Regions from separate parts of the Mus musculus genome. Here all the other regions are linked to region 1. Evidence: chromatin loops called from intact Hi-C (ENCODE). Cell type or tissue: heart. All regions are shown on one strand. Region 1 has its middle 12 kb from the start of Gm35704. Region 2 overlaps Alox5ap (arachidonate 5-lipoxygenase activating protein). Region 3 holds the start of Gm15408 (predicted gene 15408). Region 4 has its middle 5.1 kb from the start of Gm30078. Region 5 has its middle 3.5 kb from the start of Gm36405. Region 6 overlaps Hmgb1 (high mobility group box 1). Region 7 overlaps Uspl1 (ubiquitin specific peptidase like 1).

What was found. A loop is a pair of places that touch in the nucleus more often than their neighbours do. Peaks named below come from ENCODE experiments on the same cell type or tissue, not always from the same donor. Only the 100,000 strongest peaks of a DNase experiment are listed, where the experiment ranks them.
Region 2: a loop joins it to region 1, with 3 times the contacts of the local background. A loop is called at or near these places in 9 of 42 quality-filtered maps.
Region 3: it touches region 1 in a loop (6-fold over the local background); 3 of 42 quality-filtered maps call a loop at or near these places.
Region 4: it touches region 1 in a loop (6-fold over the local background); 8 of 42 quality-filtered maps call a loop at or near these places.
Region 5: a loop joins it to region 1, with 9 times the contacts of the local background. A loop is called at or near these places in 20 of 42 quality-filtered maps.
Region 6: a loop joins it to region 1, with 4 times the contacts of the local background. A loop is called at or near these places in 8 of 42 quality-filtered maps.
Region 7: a loop joins it to region 1, with 2.7 times the contacts of the local background. A loop is called at or near these places in 4 of 42 quality-filtered maps.

Annotation. Positions count from the first base shown.
Region 1 is chr5:149,334,397-149,338,396 of GRCm38, forward strand. No RefSeq gene overlaps it. Among named protein-coding and RNA genes, the nearest start is that of Gm35704, 12 kb to the right of the region's middle. In heart, no CTCF peak of the experiment used is centred here; a DNase peak (open chromatin) is centred at 1,595; H3K27ac peaks cover 623 bases.
Region 2 is chr5:149,272,889-149,276,888 of GRCm38, forward strand. All of the region lies in intron 2 of Alox5ap (arachidonate 5-lipoxygenase activating protein), which reads left to right. Among named protein-coding and RNA genes, the nearest start is that of Alox5ap, 9.9 kb to the left of the region's middle. In heart, a CTCF peak has its summit at 2,403 (motif pointing right); a DNase peak (open chromatin) is centred at 2,123.
Region 3 is chr5:149,005,402-149,009,401 of GRCm38, forward strand. All of the region lies in intron 1 of Gm15411 (a long non-coding RNA gene), which reads right to left. It overlaps Gm15408 (predicted gene 15408), which reads left to right and starts at 1,561. Exons shown (of 4, transcript NR_040429.1): 1 at 1,561-1,897; 2 at 2,485-2,614. In heart, a CTCF peak has its summit at 1,517; DNase peaks (open chromatin) are centred at 1,520 and 2,070; H3K4me3 peaks cover 1,376 bases; H3K27ac peaks cover 2,678 bases.
Region 4 is chr5:149,060,709-149,064,708 of GRCm38, forward strand. No RefSeq gene overlaps it. Among named protein-coding and RNA genes, the nearest start is that of Gm30078, 5.1 kb to the right of the region's middle. In heart, a CTCF peak has its summit at 2,273 (motif pointing right); no DNase peak of the experiment used is centred here; H3K27ac peaks cover 755 bases.
Region 5 is chr5:148,810,747-148,814,746 of GRCm38, forward strand. No RefSeq gene overlaps it. Among named protein-coding and RNA genes, the nearest start is that of Gm36405, 3.5 kb to the left of the region's middle. In heart, a CTCF peak has its summit at 1,505 (motif pointing right); no DNase peak of the experiment used is centred here; H3K27ac peaks cover 330 bases; H3K27me3 peaks cover 634 bases.
Region 6 is chr5:149,047,379-149,051,378 of GRCm38, forward strand. Hmgb1 (high mobility group box 1) reads right to left here. Exons shown (of 5, transcript NM_010439.4): 2 at 3,210-3,373; 3 at 2,917-3,062; 4 at 2,349-2,523; 5 at 1-1,535. The coding sequence starts at 3,359. The coding sequence ends at 1,359. Among named protein-coding and RNA genes, the nearest start is that of Hmgb1, 3.7 kb to the right of the region's middle. In heart, a CTCF peak has its summit at 1,798 (motif pointing left); no DNase peak of the experiment used is centred here; H3K4me3 peaks cover 1,297 bases; H3K27ac peaks cover 609 bases.
Region 7 is chr5:149,200,178-149,204,177 of GRCm38, forward strand. Uspl1 (ubiquitin specific peptidase like 1) reads left to right here. Exons shown (of 9, transcript NM_001115149.1): 6 at 1,583-1,712. Among named protein-coding and RNA genes, the nearest start is that of Uspl1, 18 kb to the left of the region's middle. In heart, no CTCF peak of the experiment used is centred here; no DNase peak of the experiment used is centred here.

The DNA of each region.
Region 1 (4,000 bases):
AGGACACACCTCCGGTGACCTCACTTCCTCCCACCAGACTCAGTAGATCAGCATCTCTCCACAGACAGACCCAAGCCTAGCAGCCATGCCTTTTACATAAGAGTTTTTGTGAGTCAATTAAGATCCAAACTGTCACACGGCTACTTAAACCTCCCGATGCACCAAATTTAAACGTGTGAATCTCTTCTCCCCAGCCAGCTACCTAAATCCTCCGAGGGAAATTAGAAGACACATCCTGCCTTTTGAAAATCAGGAAATGAGGGCTCTGTGTATCACACGCAAAATTCAAACTGTGTAGAAGACCTCACCACTCGGAGCCGCCCAAATGAGCGGCAACTCTTAGGAGAGGCGTTATAGAAAATGTCACCGCTTGGGAAGTCTGGCAGAAAATTTAGAAATTTTTTTCCTGGGGAGGTAACCTAAGGACACAGAGAAAAGGTCTCCAGAGCCTCTTTTGCTTTGTGTATGTTCTGTTCTGTTCTGGAAAGGACTTGAGGTAGCTTATTAAAGGGACGCACAACAGAAGTTGAAAGTACAGTAAAAAGGAAGGGCCTGTGTTTCACAGCAGGAGCCGGGAGGGGGTACCGGTAATGGAAGATCCACGTGTGGACTCAGACATGTCCTTCCAGTGGGCCACCAGCCCTGGGAGCTATCGGAACAAGGGAAACGGATGAGCAAGTGATATAAAGGGAGATCGGTTGCTCAGGAGAGCAGTATTTTTGGAGGCCAGGAAACAGGCCTCTCTCCTGCAGGCCCCCTCCACCATCTGTGTAACGTAGGAAAGCCACAATCCTAATAGCATCCTGCATCTGCTGCGGCCTCCCGTAGCTCTGAGATACAACCGTGGGCCCAGCTCAGTCTGTTCCCGAACACCCTGTATAAGGCACATGGTTCTATTTTTACTTTATTGTCTTATTTTATGCGTGTGGATGTTTGGCCTGCGGATGTGGTGTATGGTGTCTGCACCGCCTACGTGCAGTGTCCACAGAGGCCAGAAGAAGGCACTAGATCTCCTGGGACTGTAGTTACAGATGGTTTTGAGCTAACATGCCGGTGATGGGAATTGAACTTGGGTCCTATGGAGGAGGTGCAAACCTTTCAGAATCTGCTTTATGGACCAAGAAAAGAAGAGCTGTCTCTCTCCCTTTTTATTCTGTTCACATAACTCACATTTTGACAAGTGTGAGCCTCCATGTGAGACTGAGAAACGAAGCCACCACCGGAGGAGTTTGGCTGGCCATGTGCTGAGTAGCGGCATAGCGATGGCATCTCCTTTCTTCTTGTCGGTTCTGGGGGCAGCACACCCAGGACCAGGCGGGATACTCACTACCGCCGAGCATCGCCCTAGCCCTTCACACCACTCCTGCTTAAACCTCCAGCATCTCTGATCTACGTAAACTTGAGACCCATAGCAAGATCCACATATAGCCGGGAGGGCAGCAGGGTGGGTGGTTTATCTGTGTGCCAAAGTCCCTCTGTATCCGGCTGGCTCTTACTTTGCCAGGTGGTGCTGGGGAAATGTTCTCACGCTTGAGGATAAGCAAACCTGAAACATTTGGTGGGAGGCTGCGGCTTTCCCTGCCTTGAGGTCCTTAGGGAGCAGCTTGCTCATTAAAGGGTAAGGCTCCATCACACAGTGCTCCGGGGTTGGCAGGGCGGATGCGCCATCTAGTGGCCACTCCCAGAATACCCACATGCGGCTCTCTTGCCGCTCTAATGACCTGAGGGCATGTCCAGTACTGGAGCAAAAAGGTTAATTAGGGAGCTGGGGCATCTCTGTTCTCTGTGTCCAGCCCGACTAATCGTTCTGTGAGGATGGTTTTTAGGGTCTATGTGAATGAGGCACATTTAGGCAAGAAACTCAGGTAATTGGTAGGTTACAAACTGCCATGTGGTGTCCTCATGATCTCATAGTCCCTGCGTTGCCTCTTCTGGCCTCGATCCCCTTGATGCTGCTTTGCCTACAGTCCACTTCTGCTCTGCAGGCTCCTGTCATGATCTTTTCCCTATCAAGTAGAGGACCCGCTAACATGGATAAGGGCACCTTTTCTGAGCAGGGAGTGGGAGGACTGATCTGCGGAGGTGGGTGGTGGCTGCCCAGGCCTTGCTTTGGGCACAGGATTCCCATTTCGGGAAGTACACGATGCCCAGTAACAAGACATTGAGCTAGATGTGGTTCCTCAGTCTGAGGAAGTCTCAGGGTTCAATCTAGGAAGTACCCATAGTAGTTATCCAGTATAAGTAGCCAGATAGGACTCGGCTATCCTCAGAGGAGGGAGAGGCCTCAGGGCTCAGGATGTCTGCTCATCACAGGGACCTTTGATGGGTGGTGTGTGTGCTTCTGAGATCCTGGATTGGGTGGCTAGCTTCTCCTCTGTCCTCCAGGGAAGTTACTCAGCCACGTGCCTCTCCTGCCATCTTAGAGTCTCCCCAGGAGATCTCAATGTGACATAGTTAGCAGCGGGAACCAGCTAGCCAGCTGGGGACCAGCTATCAAGGTGTGGTAATGGGTGGGGGTGTCTTTCCATACATATCATATCACAAGAGTGCGGGCTTCATGGCTGCCCCATGAAGCCTTTCTGTCAGGTTAGACCCTCTGACTAGAGAGAGGCGAGGAGTATAGAGTCTCCGGGTATAGGTGTGAGGAGGTAGATGATGGATAGCAACAGAGATTTGAGAATTGGGGATAGGGGTCTCCATTAACCTCTACTTCAAATCTGTCCTCCATCCCAGCATCTCATGAATTCATGACTGCTCAAGGAAACCCAATTGCTGGCTCCGTTCAGTATGCTGGAAGGTGCTATGTGCAGGCTGCCTGCTAGACACCACATCACCGTGGCACAGTGGACGCTTGGAGGATGGGGCAACTCTGTGTTGGTCACCCTGGGGGTATCAGTAGCGGGGGTGTCTCCCACCACCCATCTGGCAGAGGCTAGAGGGTACCGTGTCACCTGGAGACTGTCACGGCTCCCACAGTCATTCCGACCCCTCTGCGGGGAGTGGCTTTGAATGTGGGCATCGCCTAACCATGTCCAACTGGGAGAAAGCAGACAGCCTCTCTGCTGTGGAAATTCTTTAGTGCTAAAATAGCCTGAATTGGCTTATAAGGGTTAGACGTGTAGAGACCAGAGCTGGCAAAACTTAGTTATGCAGAAAAGAGAAGCAAGATTAAGGGCATATGGTGACATTCCCCAACCTTCATGAATGCAGACTGATTTAATCCACAGACAACTTCACACCCTAGGTATTATGTTTATTCTCATAGGAAATGATGCACAGACGTATTTAGCCACCCTACAGAGTTACACAACAACAAGGAGGCAGAACTGGGGCTATGATCCCAGGCAGGACAGCAGGAAGATCTGTGTCTGTGCTCGGAAATGGCCGAGGCAGCGTGGGAGCGCTCAGGGTTCATCCCCAGAATCTCTTTCTGTTATCGGTGCGATCTCACACGAGCTTCGGTTTCTTTAGTTGAGTGTGAAAGAGATCCACTCTATCTTACCAGGACACAGAGGGTTTACATGAGCTGATATTGTCTCCGGTTTTGCTGGCAAGCCAAAATCCACTCACCCGGACCTGGACTCTATGTGGCTTCTTTAAATAAACTGCTGCACGGACCAGCAGCTCAATGGATGAAGCCTCATCCGGCTTTAGACAGGAGCCCTGTATCCAGTTTGTGGCGCCATGGAAAACCCGTGAGACTTTTTTGCTTGTCGCTGCCTTGCCAGCTCAGCCCAAACCCTTCTGGTGAGGCAGGCTGCTGCTGTTCTCTTTGCTGAGGGTGAGGGGTGGGGTTGTGGCTGGCAGCCTGTTGGGCCTGCGCAGTCCTGCCAGGGTCTCACCATAAGCTCTTGATATCAGCAGAGGCCGTGGGCCTGGCAGGGGAAGGCTGGAGCCATCCTGTCCAGCCAAACACCAGGTCTCTGGAAAATAGTGGAGAGCAGGAAGCAGGCCTGTGTGGGAGAGGATGCGCGGCAGCCTGGGTACCACTCACTTCTTG
Region 2 (4,000 bases), 62 kb before region 1:
GCGGAGGCTCTGAGCAAGTCCCCTGCCCTCTTGCCTTGACTTTTGAATAGAAGAGCTGTTGGGAGACACATGAGTGGCTCTGGAAAGAGGTTTGTGGAGTTCTACTTGGCTTGCAAACCTGAAGTGACATGAATCAAACATGATTGTCCTTTAAGTCATCTTGGGGTCAGCTAGGCATACCTGCCGTTAGTCAGAAGGACAGGCTCCCCGCTTTGATAGAGGGCTACCTTGAGAGTGGGTGTCAGTTCCAACCTCAGGAGTGAATTTGATTCTTCCTAAGGTACTTTCAAGGGGGGAAATCATGGCCACCGACAATTGGACCAAACTCAGAGAGTTTCTCTAGGAAACTCAGAAAGCCCTTGAGGCCCCTTCCAGATGTGTGAGCAGCCAGTGGGGCTCCCACTCAGCTACCCTTTGCTCCCTGTGGACTGAAGGGATTGAGGGATGAGGATGAGACAGAGCTCTCAGGCGAGCATGACTTCTCATAGAGACTCTCTCTGTGAGGTGTAGGGCATGTGTACATCCCAGGTAGGGTCTTCTCCATTGAGGTTCCCCAGCTGGGGCTCCTTTTGTCCTTAAGCTTATAAATTGATGCACGCCTCATCTGGAACACTCACAACCATCCTAGGAACCTCTTCAGATCATCCCTGGATGTTCACTTTCCATCCCACCTGCCCACTCTTCCTTAGCAGATACTCCTACCAGCTTAAGGGCATCCTTTGCTGCAGGGTCCACAGGGAGATTTCTTTGTTACCATCTAGAGCTTGGCTTCCCTAATTGTCAATGTCAATCTAAGGCATTCAAAGACTTTAAGAGGCATTATAAATCCATCCGAAGAAGAAGAAGAAGAAGAGGGAGATGACTATGTAGGTTGTCACCAATGTATTTGCATCATCCTTCTGTGGAGATAACACAAAAGGGTCCCTGGGAAATGTCATGAGCGGGAGATATGAAGATATCTCTGATCAGGGTTGGGGACAAAATTGCTCAAAGAAAACCACCACAGACTCCAGCAGCGGGGGGTGAGTAGTGTCCCTCTGTGCAGATGATTACTTTCTCACAGTGACCCTGAGATTTTATGGACTCCACCCCTCCACCCGCCTGTGTGTTGTCCCCACTCCCCACCCCCTGCCCACATGCACATTCTTAGAAGCTGAGTTTCCACCATACTGGCAATGGGCAGTGAATGAAGCAACCCTGGGTGATCTTTCCTTTCCTTTCCTTTCCTTTCCTTTCCTTTCCTTTCCTTTCCTTTCCTTTCCTTTCCTTTCCTTTCCTTTCCTTTCCTCTCCTTTCCTCTCCTCTCCTCTCCTCTCCTCTCCTCTCCTCTCCTCTCCTCTCCTCTCCTCTCCTCTCCTCTCCTCTCCTCTCCTCTCCTCTCCTCTCCTCTCCTCTCCTCTCCTCTCTCTCTCCCCCTTTCTTTCTTTCTTTCTTTCTTTCTTTCTTTCTTTCTTTCTTTCTTTCTTTCTTTCTTTCTTTCTTTCTTTCTTTCTTTCTTTCCACATAGTTTCTCTGTGTAGGCCAGGCTAACCTCAGATGTGTGGTCCTCTTGCCTGTGCCTTACTCAGCCCTGGGATTCCAGATGTGTATCACTTATGCCAGGTTGTCGCTATCTCACGTCTGTCACTTGCCCCCAGGAGAGAAAAAAACTTTGTTTCTACAAACCCAGGGTTCCTCTGGCTGCTGGCCTCCAAATTGCAGAAGTATCTAAGGCTGGTGGTTGAGCTGCATGGCCTGTGGGAGTGGTTTAGAAATTCTATGATGGTGTGGGGGTTCCAAGGGTAAGAAGATGTGCTAGGTTAGCGCTGAGTGATTGTTGTGTTTCGGGGAACTGACCATGAGGACTTTGTAACTGTCCTCAAACTCACAGAGATCTGCCTGCCTCTGCCTCCCCAGTGTTGGGATTAAAGGCGTGTGCCACCACTGCCTGGCTTGTAGCCCAGTTTTCAAAATCCACGAGTCTTCATCACTCAGCCTTGTGAGGTGAAGGAGAATAAGCAGATAGGGAAGTCGTGTGTGGAGAGGTTGGCGAAGGGAAGAGAGTTTTCGATCAGATAGGGATTGCTCAGACACTGCTGTGGTTCTGTTGAGGACCGCTTCCTCCTTCAGTCGACAAGCACTTGGCCACGCCCATGGAGGCTGCGCAAGAGGCTGGAGATCTGTGTAGCCGGATACTGGCTGTCTGCCTATGCCTGGAGAACACCAGGAAGGCGGTGATGATATTCTAACAGAAAGCCACAGCAACAGTCTTTCCTCCAGGGCCCTCTAGAAGAGTCAAGAAGAGGTGGAGGAACAACAACAACAAAAAGGATTATTTAAATAGTCAATTATTTTTATTTTATGTTCATGAATGCCTTGCCTGCATGCATGTCTGTGCACCATGTGTGTGCAGTGCCTATGCAGACCACAAGAGGGAGTCAGCTCACTGGATCTGAACTTATCAGAGGCTTGTAAGCCTCACGTAGGTGCTGGGACCTAAACCTAGGTCCTCTGCAAGAGCAGCCAGTGCTCTTAACCCCTAAGACATTTCCTTATCCCAAAAGCATGCATTTAATCCTACTATTTAAAACTTAAGATGTGAAGTTGTACCTGTTCTTACAGAATGACAGTACTGTACACAACTTACCCCACAAACATATCTGTCATAAGCTGTAAAACCCAGATTTTGGTAGGATCATGAATATTTTGAAATCTTGGCTATGAAAGTCAAGTGATATCTACTGATGAACATAAAAGCCCAAGGTGTGTTATTTTTAGCATGAGCTATGACCTTCACGGGATATAGCTAGCTTGAGAGGCCGGGCTTAACAGATGCCCTAGCCAACATCAGTGCAGTTCAGCAGGTCAGACACCCTTGACTAACAGCCTGTCTGACCACCTGTCTTGCTCTAGGCTGGACCTTGACTCTTTCAGTGCAGAGAATGTAGTTCAGTGCCTCTGGTCTTGGCACATAAGCTCAGCTAGTGAGCCTGTGTCAAAGTTTGGTTAGTTGACGGCAGGCTCTTCCTTGTGAGTATGGATAAGTGTAGGTGTGAGCTGAGACAGGTGTTCAGAGATGTGTAATTCCCTGAAGTGTGTTCCGAGATTCCAAGTTCATGGGTCATTAACCAATGTTACAGCAGGAAGGAAGTGCTTCCTGTGGTACCCGAGACGCTCCAACATGCTAAAGACCGTCTACCTCACCACGAGGGGGTGTCATAATTAACCACAGTGGCTCCCCCTTCCTCCTCACTTTTTTTGTCAGTACACAGTCTGAGAAACGTCACGCTAATGTCACAATACTCCAGCCCCTCTTGGTGTCCACTGGGAGCTCACTTTTCAAGCAGGGTGTAGTAATGAAAAGGGTATAGTAATTTTAAGTCTGCAAGGAGCCTATTGGCTGGTGTCGATAGTATGTCAACGGTGTCCTGGTATTTCGTTACCTTAACTTAATCCAAACAAACTAACAGAATTTTAAATTGTTCCTCTATTATATTTACAAAGGTTGGGGGGGGGGGAGGAAAGAGAAGGTAGCCTCGGTCTCTCTACAAAACAGGCAGATCCTGGCACTTCAGCTTGAATACAGCGTGGCGATTTACCGCAAGACCAGCTGAGCAGATCCTGGTTAGGCCTCGAAGCGAGAGTCGAGATGGGTTTGCCAGTTTTGTTTTGAAGAAGAATAGGAAAGATACAAATCTATTCAAACGGAAAAGAAATGTAATAGTAATATTTGGGGGGAAGTTTCATTCAGATATACCAGCTCTACACAGAACATGTTTCATTTGGAAGAAGGTGACAAAAATACAGGCAGGACAGTGGAGAGCCTACTCTAGTCACTGGGTGTTTCTCTCTAAGGTACAGACTCTTGGGCAGCTAGGGACCCCCTTCCTTTCATTACCTAGCCAAAATGACCACTTCAAGGGCTATAGAGATGACTCAAGCAATAAGTGCTTGCCGTGGGCTGAAGTTCAATCCTCAGCCATCACGTGAATGGACAAGCAAAGAAAAGAGAAGAAAGCCA
Region 3 (4,000 bases), 330 kb before region 1:
CCTTCTTGCTTTGACTTCTAGTGGCTTCACTCGATCCCTCCATCTGTGGATGTCCTACCTGTAGTCACATTAAACTCACTCACAGCACCTAAAATAAAGCTAATTAAGCTCGTTAAGTTAATTGTGGTTTTTGTACTTTGGCACTCAGTGTGGCACAGATAGCGTATACTTAGCACACTCTTACACAAGCTGGTTCCCCTTCTCTACACCCAGGTGCGGTGACGGTACACTCTCCTGCTTCAGCCCAGCTTTTCCCTGGAGTCTGCCCACTAGTCCCCCTGCTTCCTTCTCTAATTCACAGGCTAGCAAACTTATCTCTTTGGGGTTTCAGATGTTTGAGACAGGGTCTAACAATGGAGCCCAGGCTGGCCTTGAACTTTCGATCCTCCTGCCTCAGCTTCCTGAATGCTGGGATTATAGGAATACCCCCCAGCCCTGCTGGTTGCCTCTCCAGCTGTCCGGTACCACTAAGCTACACCCAGCCCCTTGTCACGTTTGACAGAACATCAGAACCACCTGCAGGAACTCCCTGGGTTTCACACTTAGCCTTTAGAAGGGCGGGACCTACTGAGCAGACGCAAGCTCAGTGCAGAGTCAATGGTCTTCCCATCAGTGCCTTGATATCCCCACTTCTAACAAGTTCCCAGCAGCTGGGAGAAGAACAACAGCCCACATACTAACTTCTGGCTCTCCACTTACTTTCTGACCTGCAGAGAATAGCCCAGGCTATCCTACCCATCCACCTAGACAGTAGGTGGCACCTTAACGTCCCTGCTAGAAGAACCTGCTCATTTGCCAGCCTTGCAAGAACGCAAATCTCTTCCTTCCTTAAAGGGACAAGCCCCAAACCAGCAGCTCTAGATAGATGGCCGGTGTCTCCCAGCCTTAAGGGAGCTGCTCTTCCAGCCCTGGGTGACAATGAAAGTGGGTAATTATAAAGCTGAGGCTAGACCCGCATTCGCCCAGGCAAGTAGTAAATTATATGTGATGTGTTTGTGCTGAATTGTAGTAGCCTCTGTGAACGGCACTGCTACCACACACTAGCTTTTCAGCGAACAATCCTGCTGACTGGGAACCTTTTAAAAAAAACGACCAGCGATGGCGGAGGAACAAGCTTGTGTTCTCTGCTATTACAAGTCAAAACAGAAAGCACAGGGAAGGATCTAATGAGCCAGGAAAGGGGACTCCACTCATTTAGTAGAGCTAAAATTAATGAATTCACTGAGCGGTATATAGAGACGGCACACCAGACCCTTTTAACAGTAGGCATGGGGGGAGGGGTGCAGGCTGACTAAAGATGTTACCCAGGGCCAAAGCCAGAAGACCTGGGGGCTCCCCTAGACATGCCTGGTGGAGAAGTTTTGGAAGATCTTTCAAAGAAGGAGACCGTGCTGTGCCCATTGCAGCCGAATCAAGAACTGGCTTGCACAGGCAAACCACGTGCAGGCGCCCTGGCCCAGGGCCAGTTTCTGTCTGGCTTGCAGGAAGCCGGCTCGGGTGAGCCGCACTTCGGCCATCCGCCGGCAGGTGTCGCTTTCCTGGCCTCTGAATCCACTGTGAGTTCAGCAAATGGAGGCGCTTGGAAAAGGCTGGGACGCAGGCAGAGGAACGGATTTCCTGGCCTACGAACACCCTGGCTCTTGTTTCGCGGGTGGGGTGGGGGTGGGGTGCTTTTTTTTCTTAAAGCAAATACGTACAGGTCATTTACTGGGTGTCAGGCCCTGCAGGAGTGATTGAGTGGGTGAGCAGGAACTCCAGGTCCTGTCCGGGTCACTCTGACCTCAATAGCAGTGAGGGATTTTTTAAGGCAGCAACAGGATTTCTGGTGTCCAGTGCTTGAAAACTCAAGGGAAGAAAGCCCCCAGCTCTCAAACCAAGCAAGGATCTTTGTCTCTAGGTAAGAGGGGCTTTGCATTTCTTTAAACCCTCTTCCTTCCTTAACAGTGAGTTTTAAAATCCTTGCTGAGGACTGAGTTAGCCACCCCGTGTGCTGGGGATACAGTAGACACAATGAGTCTTTAAGACCTTGGCTCCCAAAGCAGACGAACCCGTAAGCAAGCAAGTATATGCTAACCTAATGTTGGTCTGGTAGGATTAACCCCACCCATCGCAGTGCATACGAGGGAAGCAGGTGTCTAGGGTGAGACTGGAACTCACCCTAAGTACTTAAGTGATACCCAGGGACAGAAGTGATAGAGACATTCCAACCCCTGAGCACTGAGCCTATTTCCACACAAACCCATCCCTGGACTGCTCCTAGGAACCACTGTCTACTATATAGTTAAATTCCCTTCTGTGAAACTGTATCCTAGATTCTGGCTGAAGTTAGGAACTAGGGTCCTATGTAGCCCAGGTTTTAGTTATCTGTTGCTTGGTTTCGGACTGGTGTGTGTGGTTTGGGGGTTGGTTTTTTTTTTCTTTGTATTTTTAAAATGTTTTAAAAATTCAGAATTCCAGGAAAGACTTTTTTTTTTTCCTCACTAGGCTAACAGAACATGTGGTTCCAACATCTGGGGTTTGTAGCCTGCAAAAATCTAATCATGAAGACAGAGAGATTGTCACAAATTCCCATAACGCACTTTGGGTATCTCGGCTCTTGGCCTGTTTGGAGCAGGTAGGGATGAGAGCTAAAAGCTGCCTAGCTCCTCTCAAGGTTGGTGTTTGGCCCCTTTTGTCTAGATGGGGAAAAAGAGTTCTTCATAAGCACTCTTATCTCTACCTGTTTTATCTGATAAACAAAACAATACAGGCCAGCAAGACAGCTCTGGCTCCACAGGTAAAGGTGTTTCCTGCCAAACCTAATGACGCGAACCCACAGGGTAAAAAGAGAGAACTTAATCCTACAAGCTGTGTCCTCTGAGCTACACACACACACATACACACAAGCTACACACACACACATACACACAAGCTACACATACACATACAATAAACAAATAAATAAATGTTTTAAAAGCATACAAAGCCCTGTATTGGATGTTCTCTGAACTGTGTTTTTGTTAGTACCCTTTCCAAAAAGAAAAGAGTTCTGTCTCATTGAAAAAACTCTATCCTACTACACATCTGTAACCCCACCCCTGCCAGAGGCTGGGGCAGGAGGATTGCAAAGCCATGTTGTCCCTGCTTGGATCCGGAAGCTTCTAGAAACCAGGTAGCTGCCTTGGGGTGGCAAGGTCCTCGCTGTTCTTGCCCCATCATTGCCCCCCTAAACAAATGCATTGGGATGGTTTAATAGTAATCTATTAAACCCTATCATATTAAACTTGTTAAATTGTTCCTGTCTCTTAAAGGAATTTAGAGCTGGGTATGATGGCATATTCCTGAAATCCGGGCGGGAAGGTCACCAGTTCCAAATCAGCCTGGCGACCATACACAGTAAGACCCTCCCGGACCTCAGGCTGCGCAACTTTTAAATAGATGATATAATATTCTCTTTATATCAGCCACTGACTTTTAGCATGTGTGGTAGTTTGAATGAGAAATGTCCCCCACAGGCTACTGTGTTTGAGCACTGGGACCCCGATAGGTGGCTCTGTCTGAGGCTGTGGCACTTTTTCTGGAGGACGTTTGTCACTGAGGGTAGAGGGGCTTTCAGCGTTTATAGACTTGCTTCAATTCGTGTTTGCTCTGTTTGTTCCACATTTGCTATGGAACATATGATCTCTCAGTCTCCTGCTGATTCTACAGTTTGAGAGTACCTGGCTGACATGTGTGTGTGTGTGTGTGTGTGTGTGTGTGTGTGTGTGTGTTTGTGTGTTGATCAATCCCCCCTCCAGGCTTCCCTCACCATTATGGCCTCTCCTCCTAGAACCATAAGCCAAATAAGCTTTCTTCAGTAAGTTGCTTTGGTAGTGCTCTTGACCCCTGAACCATCTCTACAGTCCTGAAATACTTTTGTAATGGTGAATCGATTTGGGGCTATTCTTAGACATTAGCGTTGCCTGTTGGCAATCAAGATCGCAAGCTGTGTGAGGACAGGAGCCATGTTTGTCTCCACCTC
Region 4 (4,000 bases), 270 kb before region 1:
TACTGAGCCATCTCTCCAGCTCCTTTATGACCTCTTTTAAAGAAAATACTATTTTTTTATGTGTATGAGTGTTTGAGTGAATCCATGTCTCTGTACCATGTTCATGACTGGTCCCCTCATGAGGCTAGAAGAGAATGTTGGATCTCCTGGAATTGGAATTATGGATGGGTTTGAGCCACTGTGTAGGTGTTGGAAGCCAAAGCCCTGCTTCAGTAAGGACTCTTAACCACTAAGCCCTATCTGCACCCCTGAAACCTGTTAAGTTAAAAACACTAGGTAAATCTGTCAATCATAGTATACTACATTTATTTCATGAACTCCCTTCATCCTTCCTTTTGTGAGACAGAATTCTGTAGTCTAGGCTAGCTACCACTTCCCTTGCGATCCTCCTACCCCTATTCCATCAGCAGTAAGATTAAAGGCACTTGTCACCATACTTAGTTTTAATATTTTCTTTGAACTCTTTCTGACTTAGATATATTCAAGTGCTTACCCCCAAAGATGGAAGGAAAAAGATCCAAACCATACAGAGTCTGTGAGATCCTGCCTAGAAGTAATCGCCTCGCCTTCCATTCCCAACTCCCCAATCCAAACCCCACATACTGGCCTCTGGCTCTTCCTGAGACCTTTGCTCAGGAAGGGCGTTTCATTACGTGGATCCACAGAGACAGACCTGAGTCAAGAAGAGAGTGATATCTGAGGGTCAGCGGTGGGGACACCTGGAGCCCTTCTGATCCAGGTCCGTGCTTCTGTGGCCTTAGCCATGGGCAGCCCCAAGGCTACCAAAGCTATTCATACTATCACTTTCCCTAAAGGAGAACCTTTCACTGCTTAGTAAGAGAGCAAAGATCAGGCCTTGAATTAAAGAAAGAAAAAGTCTGTATTACGTTTCTTCATTCATACATGTGTGTGTACATGCATGCGGAGGTCAAGGAACAACTTGCACAAGTCAGTCCTCTTTCTTCCTGGGGGTCCCAGGGATCGAACTCCTGCCATCAGGCTTGGCAGCAAGCACCTCTATCCACAAGCCATCTTGCTGGTCCCAGGTCTTTCCTTCTTGAGAGTATTGATCTTAGGCTAAGTGGTGGGGCTGATTTCTAACATTTATTCCAAGGCCAGTGGTCATGAAATTTGGGTGAGGGACCTTAGCAAAAGTCCTCATAAAGTAGTAACCTAGGGTCGGGGAAGGGCTTCTGAGTAAAAGCATTCACTGAGTGAGTCTGACTCTGTCTTCAGTTCCTAGAACCCACAGTGCAAGGAAGCACTGACTCTTGCCCATTGTCCTCAGATCTGCACACAATGCACTGCTAAAGTTATATCAGCACACCTTTGAGGGCGAGCAAGGGATCTCGGGAGTGCGCAAGCGTGCGCGCACACAACACACACACACACACACACACCCCACACACACCCCTAACAAAGTTAAATTTTTATTTTTATTTTAATAAAACATAAAGTAATAATACATTTGTCAAAGTTCATTCTTTGTAATGTTGAAGAATCGCATCAAAAGATCAAACCAGCTTTCCTATCAAGAGGGCCCCACTGTGGCTTGACCCCCAAAAGGTCCCACAGGCTCCTGTTTTGCTTGTCTGGTCACTTAGCTCATGGCAGGCCATGTTGGGAGACTGTGGAAGTTTTGGGGGGCGGGATCTAGCCCCAGGAACTAGGCTCTGAGGTGCCAGCCTTCGAAGGGTCTGGCCTGTCTCCTGATCCCAGGATGCTTTCTGCTGCACAGCCTCTCAGGATGTGAGCAACTTCTGCCTCAGTTTCTCTAGTTGGGAACTCGGGGACTCTGCCAGGCCACCCACAGGCAGACAGAAGCACTGAACTGCTAGTCACAACAAAGCTGTCTTCCCTTGTTCCTATCAGGTATTTCAGTCAGGACCTAGTGCAGCACATGTTTTTTGTTGTTGTTGTTTTTTTTGTTTTGTTTTGTTTTGTTTTTTTTAGAATACATGACTGCTTATGTCCACATGATAACTTGCATACGATCAGCCACTGCAGTGGTTTTTATTGTTCGATTTTTGTTTTGTTTTTGTTTTTTTGTAATATACCCTGAGGTGTATACAATTCACCCGTCCATCGTCTAATGAGCTGATAAATAAAAATGTGATATATTAGTACAGTTGGAGGTTTGTTTGTTTGTTTTTTTAGCAGATTTAATTTTTGTGTGTCCCCACTCCCATCTTTTTAAAAAAAACTTTATGATGCTCAGGTGTTTTACCTACATGTATTTCTGTACAGCACATGTGTATCTGGTGCCCTCAGAGGCCAGAAGAGGGCATTGGATCCCCTGGAACTAGAGTTACAGATGGGTGTGAGCCATTATGTGGCTGGCAGGTCCCCAGGAAGGACAACAAATGTTCCTAGCCACTCCAAGTGGCCATGTCTTTTGATTTTTGAGACAGGGCTTTCAGGAAGGCCTGGTTGAACTTTAGCTCACTACGTAGAGCAGGCTGGCCTCAAATCACAGAGATCCATTTGCCTCTGCCTGCAGAATGCTGAGATTAAAAGTGTGAGCTACAGTGCCTGTGTTGTTTGTTTCTTCCCTGGGGGCTGAACCTAGGCCCTTCCAAGCGGAAGGAACAGACCTATCACTGAGCTTGTTCTCAGCCTCTTAAAAAAGTTGAGACAAATAGGTTATGCACACACACACACACACACACACACACACACACTGTCTTTAGACACACCAGAAGAGGGCACCCGATCTCATTCCAGATGGTTGTGAGTCACCATGTGGTTGATGGGATTTGAACTCAGGACCTCTGGAAGAGCAGTTGGTGCTCTTAACCACTGAGCCATCTCTCCAGCCTGTGGCCCATGCCTTTAATCCTAGCACCTAGGAATTCGAGGCCAGCCTGGTCTACAGACTGAGTTCCAGGACAGTCAGGGTTACCCTGTCTCAAAACTGTCCCTCTTCCCCCCACAAAAATTAGCTTGTTGAGACAAGGTTTCACATAGGAAGTTATTGAGGCCAGCCTTGCATTTACGAAACTCCTAACTCGCCCATCTGAGTAGCTGGGATTCTCGGCCTCTCCCATCAGGCTTGCCATAGTTATCTGGCAGTCAAACAGAACGAGGGCTGGAGACATGGCTCCGTCAGTAGAGCCTTGGTATGCAACGATGAAGGCCAGAGTTCTCCAGTGTAAAAAACTGGATCTGGTAGACTGTTTGCAATCCCAGTGCTGGGGACAGGGGGATGACTAGGGCTGGCTAGGCTAACTGGCCAAGCCTAATCAGTAAGCAAGGCTATTGAGAGTCCCTATCCTCAGAAGCAAGGACATTTCTGATGAACATCCAAGAGACCTTGGCCTTATATGTGCCCATGTGTACATACATACATACATACACACATGGTATGACCTCTGGCCTCTATGTGCACATGTACACACACACACACATACACATACACACACACACACACACACACACACACACACACACACAGAGAGAGAGAGAGAGAGAGAGAGAGAGAGAGAGGGAGAGAGAGAGGAGTGAAGTCTAATACAATCTAGAAGGATAAAATATCTTGTGTGAAAGAGGACAGACAGGGCACAAACCACACGATCACTTTGCTTTGGGATAATCACAGCAGCAAACCAGTGGTTGCCGGGTTCTTGGGGAAGGGGAGTGCCTGCTACTGGGTATGAAGTTCTCTTCTGGGAGACTTCTGGAAGAGTTCTAAAATTAGATTATCGTAATGGCTGCATAGCCTGTGACTCTGCCCCAGACCACAGAGCTGTACACTCTAAGTGGGTAAATTGTATGGCGTGTGAATTACATCTTGAGGAAGCTGTTCCTTAAAAAGGAATAAACAGGTCTCCTGAGTGTTTAAGCAGGCAGTCAAAGCTGGGACAGCAAGATCTCCTCTTGCCAGTTCTTCCAAAGCCCCCCTGTTCTCCTGGTATTTGACGCTGTGTGAAAAAAAAATGGCCCTCATCTGCATCAGGTTTAAATTTCACTATTGGAGTTCTGAGAGCTGTGCTTGATCTAT
Region 5 (4,000 bases), 520 kb before region 1:
AAGATGAATCCAGCTGGTGGGAAACACACCAAACCAGCATGGCAAGTCAGCATGACACCAGAACCCCGGTGCCCATTCAAGTATTTAGGGCTGATCAGAGAACTACAGATTTGCAGGAGGCACTCAGCACCTGACTTCCCTGGCCAGTGGCTGGAAGCTGCCTGTCCGGGTGCCCTCAGTTCATCCTTGGGCTTAAAAGTCGGCTGCATGGCTGAGCCCAAGGTCAGAAAAGGAGGGGCTCTTAGGCTCCAGGATACATCAAATAAGGATACATTAAATAAGAATACATTTAATAAGGATACATTTAATAAAAATACCTTAAGTAAGGCTTTGACTCCTGAACTAATAGGATGGGGAATTTGGGGAGGGAGCCATGCTACAGGAATTTGAAGGTTACAACTCTCTGGAGTACCAGCCTAGGGGGAGGAATTCTTTTGCAATCAGAGGCTTGGGGGGGGGGGGTACCCTTTGTATCAAACTGATGTGCCAGCCGTTCATTGCTTGGCTGATATTCATTTCTGCAGAATTGTAAAATAGAGACTGTTTTTGTGTTCCTACTCTCTCAAATTTATTATTACAGAGTGAGGGGTCTTGTTTCTCACACTAAAGATGCTGAAGCAAGAGGGTCTTGAAATTGGGACCAGCCTGGGCTACAAAAAGAGATGCCCACGCCCCCAGGGATGAGAAAGCACAGAGGGTGGGAGTCAGTAAAAACAGCCCAGGGGCAAAAAGAATGCTACCCTAGGCCAGGCTGACTCCAAGATTAGATTGGCTCAGGTGGGGCAGGTCGGGCAGGGCGAGGCCGGGCAGTTGTGGAAGCTGGATGACCCTTCCAGGGAAGCAATTCTGAGCTGCTCCTAAGCCACTCGGATAACCACCCAGAAAGCACGAGTCTTAGAGCATCCACAGCAGACCATCCAGGCCACCAGTCCAACAAAATCACAGGCGGGGTTGGTCCGAAGCTGGGCAAGCATTGCAACCCAACAGTCCTTGAGAAGGCTGCTGCAGAACAGGCCACGGAGGGCCAGGAGGCAAGCCAACCCACAGGTTCAGTGTCCAGTGACAACGTACATGGCCCACGTTGGAGGGCAGCACGGAGGAAGTGACGCTGTGACTTCAAGACCCTTGAGATGGATCAGATCTTTTGGTGTGAAGGAGGGCTGAGGGGGGCAGAGACAAAGGAAGGTACCCAGAGCTGCACCCCTGTGACCCTCTGTCCTCAGACAGGCACTCTGCTCATCCTAGATGGGGGAGGATCCTCCTGATACCCTCCGCGAGGGACTGAGGCTGCCTGCTTCCAGGGAGACGCTGCTGCCAGTTCCAGGTAGCCTCCCTCGGTCTGCCACACGCCTCCGGAGAGCAAGCGGACGCCCTAGAATCACACGAGATCAGATGTTGGGAGTGACCTTCGGAGAAGAGCCACCCAAGATGACTTAAGAGACCTGAGAGGCTCTGGATTGGACCATTTCCCCCTAAGCCCTACAGTATAAACTCTTGGCCTCTAGGTGGCGCTGTTGGTTGGACTGAAAACTTCAAGAGCTGGATTCAAGTGGGGATTAGGTCGTTAGAGGTGAACCTTTCTTTAATGGTAGTTATAGGACCTCGTCTCCTCTTCTCTCCCCTCTCCCTCTCCCCACCCTCTTTTCCTCTCTCTCCTTCCTGGCTTATGACTTACATTTTGTTTTGCTACATGCCGCTGACATGCTACACTGTGCTCTCCAGCTCCTGGTCTTACACACGAATCTCCAGAACCATAAGCCAAAATAACCCTTTCTCTTTCTAAGTTAGGAGCCTCAGGTCTTCCATCATAGCAATATAAAGCCTACAAATACAAGACTCACTAAATCAGCATTGACTGGGTAACCTTTGAGTCAGAGGACCAACCCTGTTGTTGCTGGACTCTATCTACTGAAGCCCGGGACACCTGTAACCTCCAAGGGATGTGGGCTCTAGCTAGCTCCCTGTAGGCAAGCCTCCTGCCTTCCCTCCCCTCCACAGCCTTCTGTGCTCAGCGAAACCTCATCTCCTCACTCATCCATCTCTCCCGCTGTGACACCAATTCATCTCACGAAGGTGCCAGGTAGCTGGCTCCAAAGTCTCCCTTCAACTTCATTAAAAAGTAATTAAATTTTTAAAAGCCGTTGTTCAGTTGTGGAAGGGCTGACCTGGTTAGGAGATGTCGAGCCAGCAAATGACAGCTATGTCAACCGGCTCTCTTCCTTCTTTTCCCCAGACCCCTCCCTCCGTAAAGCAACCACAAACCCAGATGGCATTTTCACACAGCGTCCACCAGATCAGGACCCGTGCCAAACACTGGATATGCCGGCTCCTGACGTCTCCTCTAAAGACCCTGGGAAGTGGGTAAATACCCTGACAGCCTTTTTTTTTTTTTTTTTAGAAGTAACAGGCTTCGGAATTTTAGTGAGTTGGTAAAATATCTTCTAGAAACTTCATCTGCTAATTCCAGCCCTACAAGCCAGAGAAACTTCCCTCACCTCAGGCCTCTGGACAGTCTAGGACATGTGCTCCCAATCCCCCTCCTGAGCTGCCACTGCCCCCGCCCCGCCCCACCCCTGGCACACAGAGAAACCAAAGCCTTATTCAGCAACAAGGCAAAGTGGACATAAGTCCAAGCCACTTCCAGACCCTCAGATGCTGTGTTTTCCCTGTCTCTGCCCCAGCCAGGGGATGGCAGAAGCTGGGACAGCAGTGAATGAATCCTGTGAGGACCTTGAGGGCCACCACTTTGTAGGAGACAATGTGAAGGCCAGAAAGAGAAGCAGAAGTTCCGACTGTATCCCACAACGAAGCTGTTTGCCTTGTTTGATTCCCAAGGGCCCTCAGGCCTCATGTTTGTTTTTGATCTGTCCTTCTCACCAAAAGATGTCCGAGCGTGTTTGACTCTGGGATAAGATAAACACAGGGTTAGGGTTTTACTGCTGTGAACAGACACCATGACCAAGGCTACTCTTACAAGGACAACATTTAATTGAGGCTGGCTTTCAGGTTCAGAGATTCAGTCCATTATTATCAAGGCAGGAACATGGCAGCATCCAGGCGGGCATGGTGCAGGAACTGCTGAGAGTTCTACATCTTCTTCTGAAGGCTGCTAGAAGAATATTGGCTTCCAGGCAGCTAGGGTGAGGGTCTTAAAGCTCACACCCACAGTGACACACCTACTCCAATAGGACCATACCTTCTAATAGTGCCACTCCCTGGGCCGAACTTATACAAACCATCACAGTGAGCCCTGAACATTCTGTTGTTTCAAAAAGCAGGTGATGCAGGAATTAAGTGGGATGTGTCAGAAATGTGGAGACACCAGCTCAGAGGGGCTGAGACTGACCTACAGACCATCTACCAGTCAGTAGCTGATAATGAGCTGGACTTTTAAATGCCCACAGGTCTATGAAAAGTGAAGGGATTGTATTTTACAGCCACCACCATCAGTGACTCAGTCAAGGATTGTCAGAGGATGCAGGGGCTGTCGCTGAAGGCTGTTGGGGAACAGGAAGCACATGAGATTTTAAAGTGGATCCCCCAGCTTTGGATGAAACGTCTCTCCCAATGGTTCACCTTCTGGAAGTTAGTTCGTGGTGTCCTGGTATTGACGACCTTGAAGAGATAGGGCCTTGTAGGAAGTGAATAGGTCATGGGGCCATAGCAGTCTTGGGGACTAGCATCCATCTTTGAGGGAGTAAGGCAGGTCTCATGAAACTAGAGTTTCATGTTACAAAATAAACATGGCGCCTCCACTTGGTCTTTCTCCCCCACTTGCTTCCCTTGTCTGCAGTGAATATCCAGTCTCTGAAACCCTCATTAGAAACTGACCAGACCCTGATCTTGAACTTCATCACCCTACCCCATCTATGAGCCAAAACAAACATCTTTTCTTCATAAAGCGTCTAGCCTCAGGTAATTTGTTACAGTATCTAGCATATATCTGGATTCAGAAAAAGATTCAGGCTGGGACTACCACCCATTTCTCATTACCTCTACA
Region 6 (4,000 bases), 290 kb before region 1:
CGCTATTTAAAACACTGGCACTTTAAGAGAACGATAATCTCAAAAAAAAATCCACAAAATTGCCAAATTGTTCCCTAAACTAAGCAGATTAAACCTGATTAATGAATGAGTTTGGGTTTTATAAAGAAAAAGCAAATGTATTGGACAAATGGTACTAATATGCAAAGTTTATCCTCTTGTATCTGATTCATAAAGGGACAAACCACAGTATAGGAAAATATACCCTTCATTTTAAATGTGGCATAATTTTAAAAGCTGGCTCAAGTAATTAAAAATACCTTTAAACAGTCAAGTTTCCTGAGCAATCCATATCTAGATAGAAGGGCAAAGGCTTTACAGCCAGCGTTCTTGTGATAGCCTTCGCTGGGACTAAGGTCAACAAATAGTACAGCAGTCTTGTATTTTAAGCTCACACTTTTGGGGATACATTCTCAGGTCTTCTTTAGTAGGGGAAACTGCAAAATATAACTGTCATTACACAGTAATGGCGGTTAAAGGAGAGTCCTCGTGTAAGGATTAGAAGGTACTTTTCTATCAGTCCTTCAAGGACAGACGTTCAGATTGCTTGATCCTAATAGTCCCACGGTGTGACAGTATTGATCACTCCTTGCTTTGCCAAGTAGGTTATATAATATCTCTTATCCAACTATCACGATTTAGGAGATTCTTCAACTATGGATGAAAATGTTACCCTACCACAATGGCAGGGCATGTGGACAAAAGCTCTCTTCCAGCTAACTAGATGAAAGATAACACACTAATAATCCATGTGACCCAAAATGGGCAAAGCAAAAGACTAGCTTCCCCTTGAGAAGAAAACTTTCAGACCTATGAAAAGGACAACAATACTAATAAAAAAAATTGTATTTACTTAGAAGCATTCAGAATGTCAACAAAACAGCCGCAATTTTTTTTTTGCAATTACAGAGTGGTATTCAGTTAACAGAACAACAATTATCTTCGTATAAGCTGCATCAGAGACAACTGAAGATGAAAAAAATAAAACCCAAAAAGAAAACCAAAAGAAAAAAAAAAAAAAACAAAAAACCAAACTACTGTCCCCATATATAACTAATTTGTGCTGTGCACCAACAAGAACCTGCTTTAAATTTCCATGCCAATTTACAACCCCCAGACTGTACCAGGCAAGGTTAGTGGCTATTGAAAATACCACCAGGACAGGGCTATCTAAAGACACATTCGGTAGTGTGTTAACTATACAAAAAAAGACACTGTACAGTTTAAAAACAAATCTTACACAGCCTTACATTTCAATTTTTTTCTTTAAAAGGAGTGAGTTGTGTACAGGGGGGTTAAATGCTTTATAGACAAGAAAAAAAAACTGCGCTAGAACCAACTTATTCATCATCATCATCTTCTTCTTCATCTTCGTCTTCCTCTTCTTCCTCCTCTTCCTCATCCTCTTCATCCTCCTCATCATCTTCCTCTTCCTTCTTTTTCTTGCTCTTTTCAGCCTTGACCACCCCCTTTTTCGCTGCATCAGGTTTTCCTTTAGCTCTGTAGGCAGCAATATCCTTCCAAAACAAGGAGAGGAGAATGAAACAAAGACAAAAAATAAAACTTCACAAAGTCTCCACAACACACAGGCCCATTGTACCTTCCCAAATAATTAGACCAAGGGAAAAGGCAACATAAAAATGAACAATTTGCAATCTACAACTCATGAAATGTCAGACTAATATTTGTGTTGTTATGCCTCACTGAAGTGCAATTATATACCACATCCTAATTCTAGTTTATGAGGACTAGAAGGCAGACTGATCAAAGAGTAATACTGCCACCTTCTGAACACAAAACAGCATTCTACAGGTTCACAGCCAGAGTTTAATCCACAGAAGAAAACTGGGGGGAGGTTGGGGGTGTGTATCTAAAAAAATAGACATTTTCAGAAAAAATTACCTCAACAAAAATTAGCTTTTAGGTATTTTAATTTATGTATACGAATTACAATTTTCCTCCATTCTAATGACAGTTACCTTGGCAAGCTTAAAGTTTAAGCAATTTTATTTTAATCCAAAGTGAACATATAATAATTTGCACATAGGCAGTACAGTTACTTTGCCCAATCTATTTTTGTAGTGTATGCACATAACCATTTAGAAACCATTCTCACCAAAAGTAGCTACAAATTTCCCCCAAATTTGGATACATACTAAGAAATACAACTAAAACAGCTTAAAGGCCTTAGCTCAAATCAGATTATAGGAAAACTGAACACACTATTGGCCGTTCCTGTATGAAAACAACGAAGCCTGCAAACAAAGAGGAAATAAGACGAGTTATCAAGTATAATCCCCTAACACTGGGTATCCTGTCATCCTCCTTACCTTCTCATACTTCTCCTTCAGCTTGGCAGCTTTCTTCTCATAGGGCTGCTTGTCATCTGCTGCAGTGTTGTTCCACATCTCTCCTAGTTTCTTTGCAACATCACCAATGGATAAGCCAGGATGCTCGCCTTTGATTTTGGGGCGGTACTCAGAACAGAACAAGAAGAAGGCCGAACTAAAACCAGAAATGTACTTTTAGGATTTTAACAAACTAAACACTCAACTCTGTACTGCTCTGCAGTGTTTAAGTAATTCATACCATAGTATGGGTAGGGTGTAAACATTCAGACATATATACAGATGCAAAACATTCTAAATTAGTTTTGAGCAATTTCTAAAGATACAAAAAGAACCAAAAATCGTAGTGATATACTGTGCAAAGGAGTGAGTTTCTCAGTTCAAATGCCTTCACTAATAATACCACCTATCTTAAGTTACATTGACCCCTCAAATACACGACCCAAGCCATTCTCAGCTAAGAAACCAAACACTAGGCACTCGACGTGGCTCAATCAATTCCTACCTACTCTAAACAACTCAAAATAAAAGCTCATAAGCTCATACTCACGGAGGCCTCTTGGGTGCATTGGGGTCCTTGAACTTCTTTTTGGTCTCCCCTTTGGGGGGGATGTAGGTTTTCATTTCTCTTTCATAACGAGCCTTGTCAGCCTTTGCCATATCTTCAAATTTCCCCTTTTCTTTAGCAGACATGGTCTAGAAAGAATTATTTGTAAACTTGACATAGAGATGTTCAATATGCCAGCCTAAAGCACTTTAATAGTCATATAGTAAGGAGAACACCCAGCCCGTTCATCCTAATTTACAACTCAGAGGCACTCAGCATCTCTAAAGCCCTCTTACCTTCCACCTCTCTGAGCACTTCTTGGAGAACTCTGAGAAGTTGACAGAAGCATCCGGGTGCTTCTTCTTGTGCTCCTCCCGGCAAGTTTGCACAAAGAATGCATATGAGGACATTTTGCCTCTCGGCTTTTTAGGATCTCCTTTGCCCATGTTTAGTTGATTTTCTAAAATAAAGCATTAGACGTTAGTAACGAAAACTGTGAAACAGACAAGCTTCAAACTGCTCAGGGTGGCATGACAAACCAAAGTTTGTGTTATTTAACACAATGATGACGACAATCTCCCATAAAAGCTAGGCAGAACACTGCAAACCATAGCCAATTCCTAGAAGCGGTTAAGCCACAGAGATGAGGGCATAGGACACAGGGAAGAGGGGGGAAAAAAAACGGTCTTCAAAGTGTGATCTCAAGAGTAGGCACAGGTACACTCAAGCATTCGCTGTCAGTGTCTGTTCTGTATGCCTAACTGCTCGTTGAAACCATGTCTAAATCTTTTTTTCAAATTGTTTAAACCAACAAAACAAACATTAAAAAAAAAAAAAAAGATAGAAAAATCCACCCTGTCCATTAGTGAATTTTGCAGGGTACAAGGAATGATCCAGTAGACCTTAAGAGAATTACAGGCCTAGGAGAGCAGGGGGAGGGGACGAAAAGCAAAAACAATAAGTGCCCCTCGTGCACCTAAAGTTTACCCAGCTCTTAGAGCACGCCGTGTTCGCATCAAACTTTGCTCGGGCGGGCGGGCGGAGGCGGCGCTGGGCCGGGGCCCGGAGAGGCCGCAGTTTCCTATCG
Region 7 (4,000 bases), 130 kb before region 1:
TGTTCCTGTGAATTATAAATTGTTCGCCTTCCTAGTTACTATTTAGTTACAGCAGAGTTGGAATTTAAAGTCTGGTGACTTAATCACAGATGTGTAGTAAATGTCCACAACTCATTTAGATGCCATTTCTGGAGGCTGATTTCTATCTTTCTTTGTAAGAAAGATGTTCTGACTTACATTTGTATATAAAAATAGCAGTGGCTGGATGTGTTGGTGTACATCTTTAATCCTAGAATTTGGAAAGCAGAGGCAGGTGGATCTCTGTGATTTCAAGGCCAGCCTGGTCTCTATAGTGAGTTCCAGGACAGCCAGGGCTTCTTAGTGAGACCCTGTCTCTTCACCTCCCCAAATATAAATATACATATGGGAATATATTGCAAAGAACTATTAAAATAGCCTTTGTAATTGCAGGTGTTGGGTAATTGTACTGGCTAGTTTTGTGTCAACTTGACACAGCTGGAGTTATCACAGAGAAAGGAGCTTCAGTTGAGGAAATGCCTCCATGAGATCCAACTGTAAGGCATTTTCTTAATTAGTGATCAAGGGGGAAATTTCGGCCCCTTGTGGGTGGTGCCATCTCTGGGTTGGTAGTCTTGGGTTCTATAAGAGAGCAGGCTGAGCAAGCCAGGGGAGGCAAGCTAGTAAGGAACATCCCTCCATGGCCTCTCCATCAGCTCCTGCTTCCTGACCTGCCTGAGTTCCAGTCCTGACTTCCTTTGGTGATGAACAGCAGTGTGGAAGTGTAAGCTGAATAAACCCTTTCCTCCCCAACTTGCTTCTTGGTCATGATGTTTGTGCAGGAATAGAGACCCTGACTAAGAAAGTAATGAAACCTGCTATCTGTCCTGTTATCACAACAGTTGCTGGCTATGTTGTAGGCAGCTGTAGTTCCAGGATAGAGAAGGACAGCACCCTGAGAAGAAGGTCTCGGGAGGAGGTGGGACACACTGTCTCCTGGGCCTTGTAAGCTCCCTTGAGGATGAGAAGGAAAGGAACCAATGGGGTGGGGCTCTCAGGAGGTGCTCGCCTATTAAACTGCCTTCTTGAAAGGTATCAGTCATGGTTCCATCTTTGTTTTAAGGACAGCAAAATGTCTCCCATCTCTAGTTTTAAAGTGGCAGCAGTTTAATCATGCAAGGACTGGACTAACAGTTGAGACGAGTGCGGGAGTTAGAACTGATCCTTTACTCTTGCATAGCAAACCTGCTCCAAACAGAAGTCGTGTCTGAACGCTTGTGACCAACTCTGATGTGACTCTAAACTTTTCCTTTCCATGGTTTTTGTTGTAGTTTAACAGTGTTACAGTTCTGAGGACTTTCTCCTGAGGACAGTATGGGTCTCACATGTGGCATTCTTGCCATTCTTGCCTTATGTTTTCAGAACATTTCAGAAATAAGAGACTAGCATGGGAACTGAGTTTATGTTGGTGTGTTGACACAACCTTCCTCCAGGCCTACCCTGACTGGCTGACTCTGCCAGTCTGTGTTCACACATGTGTGGAGGGAGACTGGACCATATGGATTTCCTTTGTTCTTGCAGGTCCTGACTGTTAATCGTTCTTCTTTTCTTTTCTCTTTTGCAGGTGACATGGAAAGTCCTGTGTTTGCACTTCCTGTACTGTTAAAGCTTGAACCCCATGTTGAAAGCCTCTTTACATATTCTTTTTCTTGGAATTTTGAATGTTCCCATTGTGGACACCAGTACCAAAACAGGTCAGTGTTGATTGCTAATGGATTCTTTGTGCTATAATGGTTTTCAACAGTGTACTTTAATAGGTTTTGCACATACATTACACTGTGTCTCAACACTTCCACAGCAGTTTACCCTCCACCCCCTTGGATGGAGACAAGGTTGCAATAGCTCAGGGAGAACTTGGCTGTGTAGCCCGGGTTGGCCCAGACTATAGGTTTTCTGCCTCAGGAAGCATCATGTATCAGCATTTCTTGGACCCCAACACACATTTGATCCTTTTCTAAGAGGGTCTATCTAGCTCAGTAGCTGGGGCTGACCTCAGAGTGCCACTTTCTTGCTCAGCCCTCTGAGTCCTGACAATGGAGGCATGGATCACTGCGATGTCTGCTGTGAGAATGTCTCACTAGTGAGGTTAAAGGGACAGTTTGTGACACAAGAGGCTAGAGTCAACTTGTTGGTCTAAATTAACTTAAAAAAAAAATCTATGGCTTGAAGAATAGCTAAAAGGAGTTGTTAATTTATTTACTGGGAAGTTAGGAACAGATGAGATTAGCACCCTTCACTCTCTGGAAGGTTCTTAGCAGGGCGTCTGCTCTGAAGTCCTTGGCAGTGTTTTGCCCTCTGTTAGAGACAAGGCTTTTGTTTGCTTTAGGCCTCCATCATGGATTTGCTCTTAGTGTATGGTGGCATTTATAGTGTTCAGGAGAGCGGTCAGAGAGGCTGGGTACTTGTCTGCCTCGCCGGTCATTGCTCAGTATTAGCAGGAATCAGGCTGCCCAGTGCAGCTCACCCACCAGCAAGCCTCAACAGTCAGCAGGTAAATGATGAGGAGCGAGCGAGCGGTGCATAGCGAGTCCGTGGGATCTGGACAGCAGGCAGAGCCGAGCCTGGGAGAGAGCTGTAGAGGAGACTCACACTAGGACTTGAAATACTTGTCTACGCCAAGGAGGATTCTGCTCCCAGATTTCCATTGATTTGTACAAGGGGTCAGGTTTTCTGTTCATAGTAACGAGTCAGTAGGAGATCAGGAGACCTCTAGTGTCGTTTCTTGCCTCTGTGATTCCCTGTGCTAAACTCCCTAATCACTACGTGTGTTTTTAATAATATAAACAGGGCTGATGGTTAGAATCAGCTTAATTACAGCTTTTCTAGAATTCACAGGCTAGTGGTTTGACAGCTTTTCATTGAGTGGGTTGTGTGTGCCAGGAGTCACCTAGCCACTGAGAGTGATTTCTGTTGTGGCAATTCAGATGACTGGCTGCTTAGGAAAGTAGTTATGAACTCACTGGCGAGGCCAGTGACTCAGCACTCTGATCTTTCGGCAGCTCTGTGCATAAGAAGGAAAGTGGGCTCTAGCAGTGTTCGCACAGAGCTCAGAAAGCACCCAGGGGAAACCGGCAGCCACTTTGGTTTGCATCTTGTCTTTATTTCTTTAAAACCTGAAACTTCTTTAAACATTCTTTAATCTTTCATTCTAAAAAAAAAAAAAGCAATTTCAGAGTCAAAGCTAAGACAGGATGGCCTTTAATCAGTGTACGTTGGGGTTACAACAACTGGCTTCCTTCTCCTCTGACAGAAGCTAGTCAACTAGTCCTTTCATTTTAGTGCCTCTGGGTTTTGTGCCAGTATAAGGACTTGTATTAGGTTCCGTAGTTATATTTTTGGAGAGCATAAAAAAGCCTGGCCTTTGGAGGCTGGTGGTCCTGATTCAGACCCAGTTTATCTGCCACTCGTTGTTGTATGAAGGCCATGGCACTTGACACGGGAGAGTTGTTTGTCGGGGGAGTGTAATGTGATACTTGCTTTAATGAAAATGTTTTTACTAGAGTTGATGCAACTAAGATTTAGTATACTTGGCTGACGGTTGAAGATGGCTTTTAACTGTCGCCGTTTTCCAAGTGATTGCCCCCACCCCCAGCCCCCCAGCAGATGAAAAGTTTAAGTTTGTATCTGTTTGAAGACAGTACTCTCTTTGTTGTCAGTGATGCTAAGCCACTTTGCATCACAACTCAGCCTGAGTCAGACAGCCTGAGAGTAACAATGTTCACCCAGAGCCTCTGATGGCTCCTCACTAGGTAGCTGCCAGTACATTGGGTATGGAAGCTGGGGACTGATTCTACAATGTGCTAAGTGGAGACCAGGGGTGGCCCTGAAATAACCAGTGTGCTCAGCAGGGCATCAGCAGTGATTCTCTGGAGCATTAGTGGAGGGAAGCTCTGCTGGTCACCCTTCTGTGCATGTCAGTTGGTGTGGAGGCTCCAGTGTCTCTTCCGTGGCAGGGGAGGGCATGGCTGTGCTGATATGGGCG